Linked DNA regions of Homo sapiens: region 2 is linked to region 1. A link is an interaction called in ENCODE POLR2A ChIA-PET data of the cell type or tissue named here. Cell type or tissue: PC-3. All regions are shown on one strand.

Region 1 (8,000 bases):
ACTTGGGAAGCAGAGGCAGGAGAATCGCTTAAAACTGGGAGGCAGAGGTTGCAGTGAGCCGACATTGCTCCACTGCACTCTAGCCTGGGTGACAGAGCAAGACTCTGTCTAAAAAAAAATAAAAAATAAAAATAAAATAAAAAATAATAAAAAAAAGAAATGGAGGTAAAAAGTCAGAGCTTTCTTTTGCTCTCAAAGATTATATTCTAGATCAGCACTGTTCAACAGAACTTTCTGTGAGACAAAAGTGTTTTATATCTGTGCTATTGAGAAAAACTGAGGAATGGAATTTGCAATTGTATTTAATTTTTGTTTTAATTAATTTAAACTTAAGTAACAGCATGTCATTACTGTCCTGGACATCACAGTTCTAGAAGGTTTAAGGAGGTGAGAAGACAGAAAATAAATTAAATTTTTAGTTTTAATTTTATGGATATATAATATTTTACATATTTTTGGGGTACATGTGAGGATTTTCTTCATGCATAGACTGTGTAATGATCAAGTCAGGCTATTTGGAGTATCTATCACCTCGAGTATCTATCATTTCTATGGGCTGATAACATTTTAAGTCCTCTCTTCTAGTTTGAAATATACAAATATTGTTGCTAACTATGGTCACTATTCTTCTATGAAGCATTAGAACTTATTTCTTCTCTAACTGTAAGTTTGTATGCTGAATCTTGAGTGAAAATAAGGAGTCAGACATGCCAAGAGCAAAGGAAGAACACTGTAGGCCTAGAGAAGTATGTCAAAAGCCCTAAGAAGAGAAAGACTTTGGTGTGTTCACGTTTCAGAGAGTGGATCAGTGTTGGTTAGATTGCAGTGAGCAGGGAGGTAATGGGCATACAATGCTGCTGGAAGGTAGGAGAGGCCAGATAATGTGGAGTTGTTTAGCTTGTAGCAAAGGGTATGGATTTAATTCTAATTGAAATCTCAATCTATAGATAACCTTTTAAGAATTGCATTGTCCTATAAAATATTGGTATCCAAAGTTGAATTACTTAATGATGAAGTGGGTGATAATATGGAGCTTTACTCTTTTTAAAAGCTTTATCTACAGTTTAGTTCAGAACATGCCTATATTAAAGAACTACTGATGGTTATGAAATTGTCTTGAAGATTCAAAGATAAGTATTTTCGAGATATGGGCATTGAAGATGGCAAACAACCTACTGACATAGGATATCCAAAGAGGGAGTGAGCGAATCAAGACATTTCATTTTAAGTCTTCTGGTGAAAATAATTTTTACTATCTCTCAGGACTGATTTGCTTTGGAATACAGATGGGAAAACTCTTTTCTAGATGTGGCATGGTTTGTCATCCTCTGAAAATATGACTCTTTATACAATTGGTCTATAGCCAGTTTTTAGTGGAAAAGTCGTGACATCAGAATGCTCATGAGCCATAGCAGAGAGTCCCAGACTTCCTTATTAATTCTGAAAATGGTTCTTTAAGTGAGACTGGGTTTAAAATATGTTAGTGTCTTTGAATTTACCAGAAGATCTGAGCTACTGGTGCAAATCAATTCAACATAGTACCTCTCAGGGGTCACAAATCACTTGGGCCAGCTCGTGAAAAGGAGGGTCATGGTAACCTAGTCTCCAGAGAAACTACATTACCTACCATTTTTCTTGCCAGAAAAAGCATAATTTATACTTTTAACATTATTAGTTGAAAAATAATGCAAACAAATTATGTAGCATAAAATTGTGGGAAAAAAATTGATAGTTACCAGAATAAGCAAATTGCTAAATTATGTAGACGATCTAGATTACAAAGCCCTACAACCTGCTTTACTGTAGAATTTGAAGTCATCAGCTTATAATATTGAACATCTACTTCAAACACAGAGTTTTAAGACTTACAAATTTCTATTTTTAAACGATGTAAACTTTTCAATATTCGTAGGGTAGTAATTATTGTTTTGTGTTACTATTTTAAAAATACAAGCAACAAAAATGCAAGACTAAACTGTCAAAAAATACCAAAGTTTCAAGTTCGTATTTAGCAAAAGTCTTTTCTTATAATAGAGGGTCATTTTGTACATGAAGTGCAAGGGAGAATGAAAAGACACAGAAAGAGAGAAAGGCAGAGAGAGAGAGAGAGAGAAATCCTTTTTCATCCTTACCAAATTAGCTTGTGTTTATAAAGATGTCAAACCTTCATTTTACCCAATAAAACATTTTTGGTGTGGAAATGATGTTCCCCTCGTGAATTTGCATAAAAGTAAAATGATTTTTAAAATCCAGCTTTGTAAACCAATGTGGAACTATGATTGTTTTAAACCTTTAAACCAAAAGCAAGGCATGGTTTTTGTCTTAAATTTAGAATAAATTGAAAGCATACATTGATGTTCTTTGTTTCAAATACATTTTGGAACCCAGCAGACCACATTCAACCTAGTTAAATTATCTGAATGGATTTGGGGAAAAGAGAAAGGAGCCTGTTCATTTTAATATACCTTCAGAAATATTTTACTTCTTGATGATGACAGCAGCTCTTGCTGACAACTATTAATACATTATAAACACCCCATCAGAGTTATATAAAAACATGTCAGTTTTAAAGAGAACATCTTTGACAGCAAATTTTCTGATTGTGAAACAGCTGTGCCTTCAGTACAATGCATTAAGTAGTTTATTCCTTTTAGATAGTTAAATTGTGCATGAAATGTTGCTGGCGCAAGGGCTCCAAATCTGGCCTGATTAGCGAACATCTGTTACATTGGAAAAATTCATGTCTACCCTAATTAGCTGTCAGGCTGATGTACATCAGGCCTGATGGTGAGGGATCCTGCGCTGTTTAAGTCAAACAGGTTCCTCTCCTCTCCTGTCACCTGCCCTTTCAAATCTCTTCCTTTCATGGGCTGCTGTAATTAGAGATAGTTGGACACACAATGGAGCAGGCTACGGTCAGTTACAGTCCCATCTGTGCAATATTTTTATTCCCACCAAACTTGGGAACCGATATATGAAGTAGTTCAACAGCAGCAAGGCTGTTAGATCTGTTAGGTCTATGACATTTGTTAATCTTGGCTCAAGATCGTTCTCTGAAAGTCTTAGGATCCTGGAGTCATCATCTTGTGGTGACTGAAGGGTAATCTACAGCTTCTGAGGAATTGATCTTTGTTTCATTTGTTTTAAATAGGGATAGCGCTCAGGTGATTTTGAAATGTCGCAGTGTGCTGTAGAATGGCATGTTACTGTAAGATCAGGTATTCAAAAGAAAAAGAAGCTCAGTGTTCTGCAGTGTCCAGACAACTGACTATAGACAGCTACAGGAGGCAACTGACACCAAAAGATCTGATTTTATTGGGTTTATTAGTCCAGTGTACACAAGGTTTTCCAATGTAAATAAAAACTTTCATTGACCTGTGGATGGGTACATATCATAACTTCCTGTTTGAACTGTTTACCTTTTTAGCAAACTGGAATGTGCGGTTTGATGCTTGAGCTGGTTAAATCTTCATTTGTTCAGTAACAGCCTTTCCTGAAAGAGCTAGAGGGCCTGGGGCCAAATTCAGACTCAACCTGAAAGATTAAGAATATATAAAATTACAACATTAGGTTTTATTAGAGTGTGATTTGACCAAGGAAGAATGAAAAACCAGCCTTTTTCTAACTTTGTATCATCCTTTCAAGATAATTCAAGTACAGGATTGTTATTCCCAAGCATACATGAGGTATAATTACAATGTACGCAAAATTTAGTAATTGAGGACATGCTTTATGAAATGCTTGATGCATGAAGTTATAAACAGGGAAACTCATTTACCCAGAGCATGCAGGATTTTTAGGTGAACTCAAGCACGATCTCGTTTAGAATTCTGAATGCTCTTGTTACAGCACTCCAACCAAACTGGACTTGAGCTGTCTAACCTAGGCGAGGTTCTTTCCTCCCTCCTTCTGTTTCTTCCTTCCTTCTTATGCTTTTCCTTTCACCTCGAAGTACTTCCCCTGTCTATCCAAAGCTTACCGAATTAAACATTTAAGTATGATCTCAAACATCAAATATTCCATACCACTATCAACTTGGTTTAAAGGAAAGGGCAAAGTTTATCAAAACCATTGCGTTCTGTACTATGGTTTCACATGCATTATCTACCTCTTCTACCAACCATGGTGTTTTCATTTCTTTTATGGCACTTGTCTTTTATAAACTTTTATTTAAATATTTGTTTGCTATAGGGTACCCCTTATCTTTTATACTAGACTGTAAGCTCTTTGAAGAGAGCGACAATGATTATATATATATATATATATATATATATCCCCCATAAAGCATAGTCCATAATAGGTGCTCAAAAAGGTTTGTTGAGTAAATAGAATTCGACTCAGATCAGAGCTATTGAAACATAGTGATACGCCTCCAGGGGAATGTGACCATTTTGACTAAGCTCTAGTGAATTACAGGGCCCCATGGCCATCTCCAGCTGCCCGGAGACAGCCACCACAGGCTAGTTAGGGGCCACTAGAGGCTGGTTTAGAGATGTAAGGTATCTTGCAGGTATGAGGTGTTCTTGGGAATGTTCACCAGCATTCCACTAAAGTAAAGAATGGCCTAACTCCTCTCCACAGAGCCAGCAAGCGTTCCTGAAGCATTCAGAATTGTCTAATTTCACCAAATGAATGATCCCTGAGGGATACCATGGATCCTGCTGGTCTAGGATTGGCTCCAGCTTTTTCTGGATCTGCATTTGCTGTGCAACCCTGCTCGGGGGCTGAGAGATGCTCTGGAGCTGTCTAGGCTGTGAGTCTGACTTCCTCCCCACTTCCCTCTCTGCTTTTCTACGACATCCTCTATGGTCTTCTACACTGGTTTCTAGGTTTATCAAGAATGAAGAATGTAGAAAATTCTTCCTTCTTAATTTTCTGCTTAATTTTGTGGAATTGCTTACAGAAACTAAGCAATTTACATTGTTTTAAACACATGCAAAACCTTCAAATTTTGTTCATTCTAGCTTGAAAAGTACTTTGTAATAATTGACCAAGAGACGATGAATTGCAATGTGATTTCATCCTGGCTTGAAAAATACCTTTTGAGGGATTTTTTTCTTTTTGATGATAATATTAAAAGTTTCCTGAATTTTATGGCACATTTTCAAATGTTTTAATACAGATCTCCTCATTTGAATAGAGTAGCTATTTTTCATTTTTATCCATAGAAAACAACACAAACATAGATCATCTTGGATGCTTACCAGGTTAGATTTTCTGATCATCATCATCATTCACAATAAAAACAACTACAGTCATAATAACCAATGATTTTTATTTAAACATCTAGTATATGCTACTTCTAATGCAATATTTTTACTGCTCATAAACATTTCTGTAAGATTTTATTATCTCCATTTTACAGATGACAAAATTTGGACTCAGATTACGTGATTTGCCTTTGGCTACACAGCTAATAAGTATGAGAGCCAAAATTCAACCCATATTTTACCCCAAAGTGGTTGCACAACTGCCATTCGAGAAACTTTTTTTATATTTTTAAGTGCTTATGATTTTTAAATAAATATCATTATTTCATTGTCTTCTTAAAATACTTTGAGGGCTAAAAAACTTCTATTTGGCTAAGTGGCATTGCTCCCGAAGGGGTGCTATGATTTTTATGCATTTTGCCTGCTTGATGGTAGCAAGTGCAGTTGAGTAGTTTTACAAGAATTTACATCATCTTTTACTCATGTTATTATATTTGATGGGGCAAGTCTAATTAATGTAAATACGTAGTTCAACCCAAACTAGTAAAGACTCTGAATCCTCCTCTCTGGGAAACTTTATCTTTAAAATCCAAGTCTCTGAGGTGTGAATTCCATTAAATTCTAATTTATCTGTGAGGAATTAGGACTACAATAGTGACTTTGAAATACTTTTGATGATTCTAACACTATATGCTTTATGGTTAATACAGTTGCTGTGTGTGATTTTGACTAACTTAATAAATAAATTTGAAAGGCTTTTTCTGCAGTTAATAAAGAGTGATACAACAAAAATATTTACTATGCACTATGCCAGCAACTAAATTAACCAGTAATAATTGTTTTCGGTGGTACCAATCAAAGGCTGAGAAAAGAAAATCCCTCAGGTCATTATATTTATCAAAATTAACTATGGTTTCTGCCCATCCTCTTGTGTATCACTCCTTTAAACATCCTGAGTCACACACACACATACTTAAACACACACACATGCACACACGGGGGTGTGGGGAGCTAATTCTCAATGTTTGTTTCTCTGGAAGCGATCTTGCAAACTTTTGAGTGTTTTGTACTGGTGAGATAGCAAATCTCTTATTGCTATTCCTAGCCTATAATTTACTCTCAAGACCGCTGATGCCATCCTTCCATGGAAGCATCCCTGTCATATTGTGGATGGCAACAAAAGGTCACTCCCTTCATGTAGCGACTTGTTCTTGGAGTCTGTCAGAGAACAGTTAGAAAATGCATGCATTTCTTCAGAAAATGGTTGCACACAGGCCACCTAAATCCAGAGAGAGAATTATTACATCCTTCTGTAAGCTTCACATTACAGAAAATGTAAACCCTTCTAAAAGGACTATGCCGCTCCCACAGAGGCTAACCCCTCTACTTTCAGCCAAGTAATGGACTTGTTTCTGAAGAGCCAACATGGCCAACATTGGGCCATAGTCCCCTGGACAATGCCCTCATTGCTTAGGGATAACCCTCATTGAGTGATTTAGATAATACTCTCTGAGACGCCAGCGGTAGGGAAATGCTTGCTGATGTTCTTCAAGATGATCATGAGAAGAGGCAGCCGATAAAACTCTTTCCCGGAGTTGATACTGTTGTTTGGTACAAAGTAGCAGTGAGAAAAGTATGTGAGGGAAGTACCCCTTGACAGAATGAAGCACCATATTAGCAATGATTTGAGAGGGCATCTCAAGAAGAATCCCAGAGTCATGTGTCACCACAATACTTTGGGTCCCATTGTTACAGACAAATCTGAATGCTACACGTCAACTCTGAATTCCCTTTTGAGAAATTATTTTCTGTAGACCAGAAGGAATCAAAGATGAGCCCTGGGATACAGTAAAAGCTGTTACAAAACGGAGTTGCTATTTTCACAAGAGGCCTTTTCACTAATAAAAATCTTCATAATAAAACTGTTTCCTCTTTACTATGAGTATCTCCCATACATGCATGTCTGATGCTCTTTCTTTGCTGGTATGGAAATCATGGTCTCTGAACTCAAGCAAGACAAGGACATTCACAAGGATAAATATCCAACCTTGTTCTTAAGCCAAAATGATGTCAATTCCCTCAAAACAGGAAGACCGGCCCTCACAGATACAGGCCTAAAATAACTCTCTCAGTCAGCCAATATAGAGATGAAAATTAAACTTAGATTTTCTGACACTCTATTCTTGTTCTCTCACCACGAGATCCTCCCAGTTCACTGAGAAATCATTAGGTTTACACTATAAGCCAATTCTCCTCAAGGCCTGACAAATTTATAGCTTCTTCAAACATGGGAACCAAAGCAGAAGTTATCAATTATTTTCAGGGTGTCTAACTTTTAGCTGGGAATACATTGATATAGACATGTGATGGCATCTGTAATTCCAACCAGTCCTCAGGAGAATATCCACAGATGCCTTTTTGGAGCCTTCTCTAAGATAATGAAATAGGCTCTGGTCAGAGACACTGTACCTCACACTGTATAACAGCTTTCGACATAAATCTGGAGCATGATTTGCATTTGAAAGCACCAGATCAATATTTGAGGAGGGATTATTTTTTATCAACTTGGCTCTAATTCTCTGAAATATACAGTTATTTTTTAAATGTCAAGACCAACTACACCCACACTGGCATGAAATAGCTTTGTCAAAAAAGTTGAAAAAAATTAAACGTAAATTTTGTGTTGACATAATCCAGGTTAAGTCTAAAAAAGAAAAATACTTACTTTTGTAAAATGAGAGGCTATTTTATCACTCAGAGAATGTCACATCAATTGTAAAGCCATCAGGC
Region 2 (8,000 bases), 75 kb after region 1:
TATATAATAGCAATATGTTAAATCTTCTGTAATCTATATGTGTATTAAGCTGTTTAAGGACTCTGTACATTGAATATGCTCAGAATAGTATTTTTCTAAAGCACTTCAGAAGCCTGCCTAGTTATAACATGTGACAGAGAGTATTTTCTTTGAGAGAAAAATAAGTTATTTTCTCAAGTTAAGGATGACAGAATAAGTTGAGTGAGGGTGAGAGTTACTTCTGTGCTATGACTACTTTTGAATGAAAATAAGTTGTCTACTTTACCCTCTGATATATATATATATATATATATATATATATATATATATATATATATATTCCTGGCAGCTCAGCTCACTGATAAACTAGGCTGGTCTGAAAGGGCTCCAGGGGAGGGCAAAAAGGTTGGCTATTTCACTGAGCATGCTTTGAATCTGCTGCTTGATGTGCTTTTTATAAATAGGCTCTTGATTTCTCAAAATGTAGCCATTGTGTCAACATTTTCTGAAAAACCAGCCATTGAATCCTTGATGTTTCACCTTGGTGGGGTTGTATATGTTTACAGCACAGACAAGTACAAGTTAAAGTATTTTAGAAAAAGAATTGAAATTCTCTTGCCATTCTTTTTCACCACTTGGCTTTCCTTGCATGATATTCTGATAAGAGGGAAGCCAGCTAGCCATCCTTCAAAGGATGAAGTGGGGGATGTATGTATGAAGGGGTGTGTCTGGGGGGCGGCGCTTCTCCCCTTCTGTGCTAACCACTGCAAAGAGGATGTTAGAATGATGCATCAACATTTTCTTTACCCAACTATCATATAAAATCACATTTGTGAAAAAGTAGCTTAGTGAATAGTAATCCACACGTGATGAAGAGGATGACATGTGAAAAGCACTGAGTTCGAAAACAGTTAGGAAATAGGAAAAACAGACAGAAAATAGGAAAAGATACCCACATCCTAGGTTATTAGGCTTCTCCCTGCAGCCATACGTGAACTCATGTGGGGAAATGTAGTGGTCTCTTTTAATGAACAAGGATGGTCATCAATTCTCTCTTGAAGGTCCAATGTTGGAACAAGAAGTAATAGAATTGCAACAACTTAGAGACTTATCGAGCAATTCATTCCTCAAATATTTCCTACAATGTTATGGGCATTATTTGAGGCACTGGGATAAAATAAGTCTCTTTCTTCACAAAATTACATTCAAAAGGGGACATGAAAGTAGAAACAGATATTCCTAACTATGTGTCAGGTAGCAATGAATGTTATTGAGAAAAGTCGTAACAAAGGCTAAGTAGGTTGATAGTACTGGGGCTGCTATTTGATAGTGGTGCATGAGAGTCTCTCTAAAGAAAAGACACTTGAGTAGAGACTGAAAGAAGCGGGGAAGTAAACCACGTGAATATCTGAAGAGAGAACATTCCAGGACAAGTGGAGAAGCACAAGGACAAGTGGAGAAGTGCAAGAACGAATGTCCAGAGGAGTATGCTTGAAGAACTCCAGAAGTAGTAGGGTGGGCATAAGACTTTCCAAGTGATGCTAAACAGAGCTGTCTCCAGCATAATTCAGTGCATGCTGGGGTGGCATTATCTTCCTACTTTTAAACCCACGCAATGTAAGTGGCCCAGTCTTTGGTGGAAAGCATGCTCATACAAATGTATTTTAGACCAACAAGATCCAGTGTCTGTAATCAAATCACATATGCTGGAGGAATATGATGAAGCCTTGTAATCTTTTAATATTGAACATACAACTTGTAATCTTTTAATATTGAATATACACCTTTCGCTGATGATTTTCTACATGAGTTTGTGTTTATCATCTATTTCAATTGGTTTTTATTCATTTAATAGATAAAATGTGTTTGTTCTAGAATATCTTCATATATTTTTGAAGAAAGAAGAGGCTGACCAATTAAGAGGAGTGAAATTTGGAGGAAATTACTAACCTGATAATTAGAACACTGATAAAAGAAAAATGGGAGTCTCTAAGAACAAATGAGTAAACAATGTAATTGAAAATGATTTTAAGCAGTGAGTATATTCTGGGGAAGATTAGCTTGACAAATTCATCTAATTCAAATCATAAGAAAAATACAAAAAGAGACCTTACTACGTAATGCAGGATTTGCAAACCCACAGCCTAGGGCAGTAGGGCAGCAACAGTGATGGAAAAATCCACAGCTTGTCTTAAAGCTGCAACCTCTCATAATTCAGTGAGGGCCAGAGGACCCAGTGATCCAGGGCCTTCAGATTTTTCAAGAGGAGCCAGAATTATGTGAACTCATTCTATTTTTGACTGTTGGCAATTAATTTAGAAACACACATATAGGCCAGGCACAGGGGCTCACGCCTATAATCCCAGCACTTTGGGAGGCTGAGGTAGGTGTCTCACTTGAGATTAGGAGTTCGAAACCAGTGTGGCCAACCTGGTGAAACCCTGCCTCTACTAAAAATACAAGAAAAAATTAGCGGGCATGGTGGCTGGCACCTGTAATCCCAGCTCCTCTGAAGACTGAGGCAGGAGAATCACTTGAATCCATGAAGTGGAGGTTGCAGTGAGCCCAGATTGCACCACTGCACTCCAGCCTTGGTGACAGAGTGAGACCCTGTCTCAAAAACAAACAAAAAACATGTAAAGCATACCTATGGGCTGAATTCTGCCTGCTGCCATACAGTTTGCAACTTCTGATTTAAAGAAGACTTAAAGATTAAATTCTTTTCAATAAAATTCTATAATGAAAATGAAAGTCCTCATTTTTTCATTTTTTAACATTATTTTTATAGACAAATATTTTTATATGGAATATTATTGTACTAGTTAATTGTAATATAGTGTTTCCATGTTTCACGATGTGCTATTTGCCTGTTTAAACACTTTTGTGATTAAAAGCACAAATTTGGGTGCACCCATTTTGGTGCACAATTTTGGCGCATCCATCACCCAAGAAGTATACACTGCACCCTATTTGTGGTCTTTTATCCCTTGCCTCCCTCACACCCTCCCCTAATGTCCCCAAAGTCCGTTGTATCATTCTTATGCCTTTGCGTCCTCATAACTTAGCTCCCACATATCAGTGAGAACATACGATGTTTGGTTTTCCATTCCTGAGTTACTACACTTAGAGTAATAGTCTCCAATCTCACCCAGGTAGCTGTGAATGTTGTTAACTCATTTCTTTTTATGGTTGAGTAGTATTCCATGTATATATATATATACACACCACAGTTTCTTCACTCATTAGTTGATTGATGGGGATTTGGGTTGGTTCCATGATTTTTTTTTTTTTTTTTGAGATGGACTCTTGCTCTGTCACCTAGGCTGGAGTAAAGTGGCACGATCTCAGCTCACTGCAGCCTCCATCTCCTGGGTTCAAGGGATTCTACAACCTCAGCCTCCTGAGTAGCTGGGATTACAGGCACCCACCATCATGCCCAGCTAATTTTTGTAGAGACGGGATTTCACCATGTTGGCCAGGCTGGTCTCCAACTCCTGACCTCAGGTGATTCGCATGCCTCGGCCTCTCAAAGTGCTGAGATTACAGATGTGGGCCACTGCACCTGGCTGGTTCCACAATTTTGCAATTGCGAATCGTGCTGCTATAGACATGTGTGTGCAAGTGTCTTTTTTGTATAATGACTTCTTTTCCTCTGGGTAGATACCCAGTAGTGGGATTGCTGGATCAAATGGTGGGTCTACTTTTAGCTCTTTAAGAAATCTCCACACTGTTTTCCATAGTGGCTGTACTAGTTTACATTGCCGCCAGCAGTGTAAAAGTGTTCCCTGATCACCACATCCATGCAAACATCCACTGTTTTTTGCTTCTTTGCTTATGGCCATTCTTACAGGAGTAAGGTTAGGTATCGCATTGTGGTTGTGATTTGCACTTCTGTGATCATTAGTGATGTTGAGCATTTTTTCATGTTTGTTGTCCATTTGTCTATCTTCTTTTGAGAATTATCTATTCATCTCCTTAACCCACTTTTTGATGGGATTGTTTGCATTTTTCTTGCTGATTTGTTTGAGCTCATTGTTGATTCTGGATATTAGTCTTTTGTCAGATGTATAGATTTTGAAGACTTTTTCCTACTCTGTGGGTTGTCTGTTTACTCTGCTGACTGTTCATTTTGCTGTGCAAAAAGCTCTTTAGTTTAATTAAGTCCCAGCTACTTATCCTTGTTTTTATTGCATTTGCTTTTGGGTTCTTGGTCATGAAATCGTTGCCTAAGCCAACGTCTAGGAGGGTTTTTCCAATGTTATCTTCTAGAACGTTTATACCTTCAGGTCTTAGATTTAAGTCCTTAATCCATCTTGAGTTGATTTTTGTATAAGGTGAGAGATGAGGATCCAGTTTCATTCCCCTACAGGTGGCTAGTCAGTTATCGCAACACTATTTGTTGAAAAGGGTGTCTTTTCCCCACTTTATGTTTCTGTTGCTTTGTCGAAGATCAGCTGGCTGTAAGTATGTGAGTTTATTTCTGTGTTCTCTATTCTGTTCCATTGGTCTATGTGCCTATTTTTATACCAGTACCATGCTGTTTTCGTGACTATGGACTTAGAGTATAGCTTGAAATCAGGTAGTGCGATGCCTCCAGATTTGTTCTTTTTGCTTAGTCTTGCTTTGCAGGCTCTTTTTTGGTTCCATATGAATTTTAGAATTTTTTTTTTCTAATTCTGTGAAGAATAATGGTGGTATTTTGATGGTGATTTAGTTGAATTTGTAGATTGCTTTTGGCAGTGTGGTCATTTTCACAATATTGATTCTACCTATCCATGAGCATGGGATATGTTTCCATTTGTTTGTGTCATGTATGATTTCTTTCAGCAGTGTTTTGTAGTTTTCCTTGTAGAAGTCTTTCTCCTCTTTGGTAAGGTATATTCGTAAGTGTTTTTTTTGTTTTTGTTTTTTTTGGCAGCTATTGTAAAAGGGGTTGAGTTCTTGATTTGATTCTCTGCTTGGTCGCTGTTGGCGCATAGGAGAGCTACTGATTTGTGTACATTAATCTTCTATTTGGAAACTTTGCTGAATTCTTTGTTCAGTTCTCAGAGCTTTCTGGAGAAGTCTTTGGGGTTTTTGAGGTAAAGGATCATATCATCAGCAGTGACAGTTTGACTTCTTCTTTACCAATTTGGATGCCCTTTATTTCTTTCTCTTGTCTGATTGCTCTGGCTAGGACTTCCAGTACTATGTTGAAGAGGAGTGGTGAGAGTGGGCATCCTTGTCTTTTTCCATTCTCAGAGGGAATGCTTTCAACTTTTCCCCATTCAGTATTATGTTGGCTGTGCTTTTGTCATAGATGGCTTTTATTATGTTGAAGTATGTCCCTTGTCCACCGATTTTACTGAGAGTTTTAATCATAAAGCAATGCTGGATTTTATCAAATGCTTTTTCTGCATCTATTGAGATGATCAAGTGATTTTTTGTTTTTAATTCTGTTTACGTGGTACATCACATTTATTGACATGTGTGTATTAAACCATTCCTGCATCCCTGGTATGAAACCCACTTGATCATGGTGGATTATCTTTTTGATATGTTGTTGGATTTGGTTAGCTAGCATTTTGTTAAGGATTTTAGCATCTATGTTCATCAGGGATATGAGTCTATAGTTTTCTTTTTTGGTTATGTCCTTTCCTGGTTTTGGTATTATGGTGATGCTGGCTTCATAGAATGAATTAGGGAGGGTTCCGTCTTTCTCTATCTTGTGGAGTAGTGTCAATAGGATTGGTACCAATTCTTCTTTGAATGACTGGTAGAATTCTGCTGTGAATCCAGCTGGTCCTGGACTTTTTTTTGTTGGTAATTTTAAAATTACCATTTCAATCTTGCTGTTATCTAATTCTTCTGGGTATCTAATTCTTCCTGATTTAAGCTAGGAGGGTTGTATTTTTCAGGTATTTATTCATCTTTTCTTGGTTTTCAAGTTTATGTGCACAAAGGTATTCATAGTAGCCTTGAATGATCTTTTGTATTTCTGTGGTGTCAGTTGTAACATCTCCCATTTTGTTTCTTACTGAATTTAATAGGATTTTCTCTCTTCTTTTCTAGATGAATCTTGCTAATGGTCTATCAATTTTATTTTTTTCAAAGAACCAGCTTTTTGTTTCATTTATCTCTTTTTTTTGTTGTTGTCATTGTTTCAATTTCATTTAGTTCTGCTCTGATCTTGGTTATTTTCTTTCTTCTGCTGGGTTTGGGTTTGGTTGATTCTTGCTTCTCTAGTTCCTTGAGGTGTTACCTTAGAATGTGTTTGTGCTCTTTCAGTCTTTTTGATGTAGGAATTTAGGGCTATGAACTTTCCTCTTAGCACCGCCTTAGCTGTATCCCAGAGGATTTGATTGATTGTGTCATTATTATCATTTAGTTGGAAGAATTTTTTAATTTCCATTTTTTATTTCATTTTTGACCCAATGATCATTTAGGAGCAGGTTATCTAATTTCCACGTATTTGCTTGGTTTTGAAGGTTCCTTTTGGAGTTGATTTCCAGTTTTATTCCACTGAAGGAGTCCTTGATATAATTTCAGTTTTCTTAAATGTATTGAGATTTGTTTTGTGGCCTATCATATGGTCTATCTTGGAGAAAGTTCCATGCACTGTTGAATAGAATGTGTATTCTCTGGTTGCTGGATGGAATGTTCTGTATACATCTGTTAAGTCCATTTGTTCCAAGGTGTAGTTTAAACCCATTGTTTCTTTGTTGACTTTCTGTCTTGATGACCTGTCTACTGTTGTCAGTGGAGCATTGAAGTCCCCCACTACTATTGTGTTGCTGTCTGTCTCATTTCTTAGGTCTATTAGTAATTGTTTTATAAATTTGGAAGCTCCAGTGTTAAGTGCATATATGTTTAGGACTGTGATATTTTCCTGTTGCACAAGACCTTTTACCCTTATGTAATGTCCCTCTTTGTCTTTTTTAACTGCTGTTGCTTTACAGTTTGTTTTGTCTGATATAAGAATAGCTACTCCTGCTTGTTTTTGGTGTCCATTTGCATGAAATGCCTTTTTCCACCCCTTTACTTAAGTTTATGTGAGTCCCTATGTGTTAGGTGAGTCTCTTGAAGGCAGCAGTTAGTTGCTTGGTGAATTCTTATCCATTCTGCAGTTCTGTATCTTTTAAGTGGAGCATTTAGGCCATTTACATTCAATGTTAGTATTCAGAGGTGAGGTACCATTCCATTCCATTCATCACGTTATTTGTTTTTTGTTTTTGCTTTTTAAATTGTATTTTTATTTTATAGGTCCTGTGAGATTTATGCTTTAAAGGAGTTCTGTTTTGATGTGTTTCCAGGATTTGTTTCAAGATTTAGAGCTCCTTTTAGCAGTTCTTGTAGTGGTGGCTTAGTGGTGGCGAATTCTCTCAGCATTTGTTTGTCTGAATTTTTCCTTTATATATGATGTATCTTTCCTTCATATATGATGTTTAGTTTTGTCGAATACACAATTCTTAGCTGATAATTGTTTTTTTTGATGAGGCTGAAGACAGGGTCCCAATCCCTTCTAGCTTGTAGGGTTTCTGCTGAGAAATTTGCTGTTAATCGGATAGGTTTCCCTTTATAGGTTACCTGGTGCTTTTGTCTCACAGCTCATAAGATTCTTTCCTTCATCTTAACTTTAGATAACCTGGTGACAATGTGCCTAGGCAGTTATCTTTTTGCAATGAATTTCCCAGGTGTTGTTTGTGTTTCTTGTATTTGGAAGTCTAGGTCTCCAGCAAGGCTGGAGAAGTTTTCCTCAATTATTCCCCCAAATATGTTTTCCAAATGTTTAAATTTGTCTTCTTCCTCAGAACACTGATTATTCTTAGGTTTGGTCATTTAACATAATCCCAGAGTTCTTGGAGGCTTTGTTCATATTTTCTTTTTTTTTTTTTTTTTTTTTTTTTTGGTCTTTGTTGTATTGGGTTAATTTGTAGACCTTGTCTTTGGTGATTGACTGATTGATCGAGGCAAATAAAATTTCTGAAGCAATGCCTTATTATCTCTACAATATTTAGGATTAAAAGAGTGTAGCTTTATGT

What was found. ChIA-PET counts read pairs that join two places held together with the same protein. Peaks named below come from ENCODE experiments on the same cell type or tissue, not always from the same donor. Only the 100,000 strongest peaks of a DNase experiment are listed, where the experiment ranks them.
Region 2: POLR2A ChIA-PET joins it to region 1 with 14 read pairs; 2 of 35 experiments call an interaction of 5 or more read pairs at or near these places.

Annotation. Positions count from the first base shown.
Region 1 is chr7:20,956,099-20,964,098 of GRCh38, forward strand. The region is part of intron 2 of LINC01162 (long intergenic non-protein coding RNA 1162); the gene reads left to right. Among named protein-coding and RNA genes, the nearest start is that of LINC01162, 120 kb to the left of the region's middle. RefSeq lists enhancers at 1,951-3,385, 7,563-8,000. In PC-3, no CTCF peak of the experiment used is centred here; a DNase peak (open chromatin) is centred at 3,373; H3K4me3 peaks cover 444 bases; H3K27ac peaks cover 828 bases; H3K27me3 peaks cover 2,998 bases.
Region 2 is chr7:21,031,568-21,039,567 of GRCh38, forward strand. No RefSeq gene overlaps it. Among named protein-coding and RNA genes, the nearest start is that of LINC01162, 200 kb to the left of the region's middle. In PC-3, no CTCF peak of the experiment used is centred here; no DNase peak of the experiment used is centred here; H3K27me3 peaks cover 509 bases.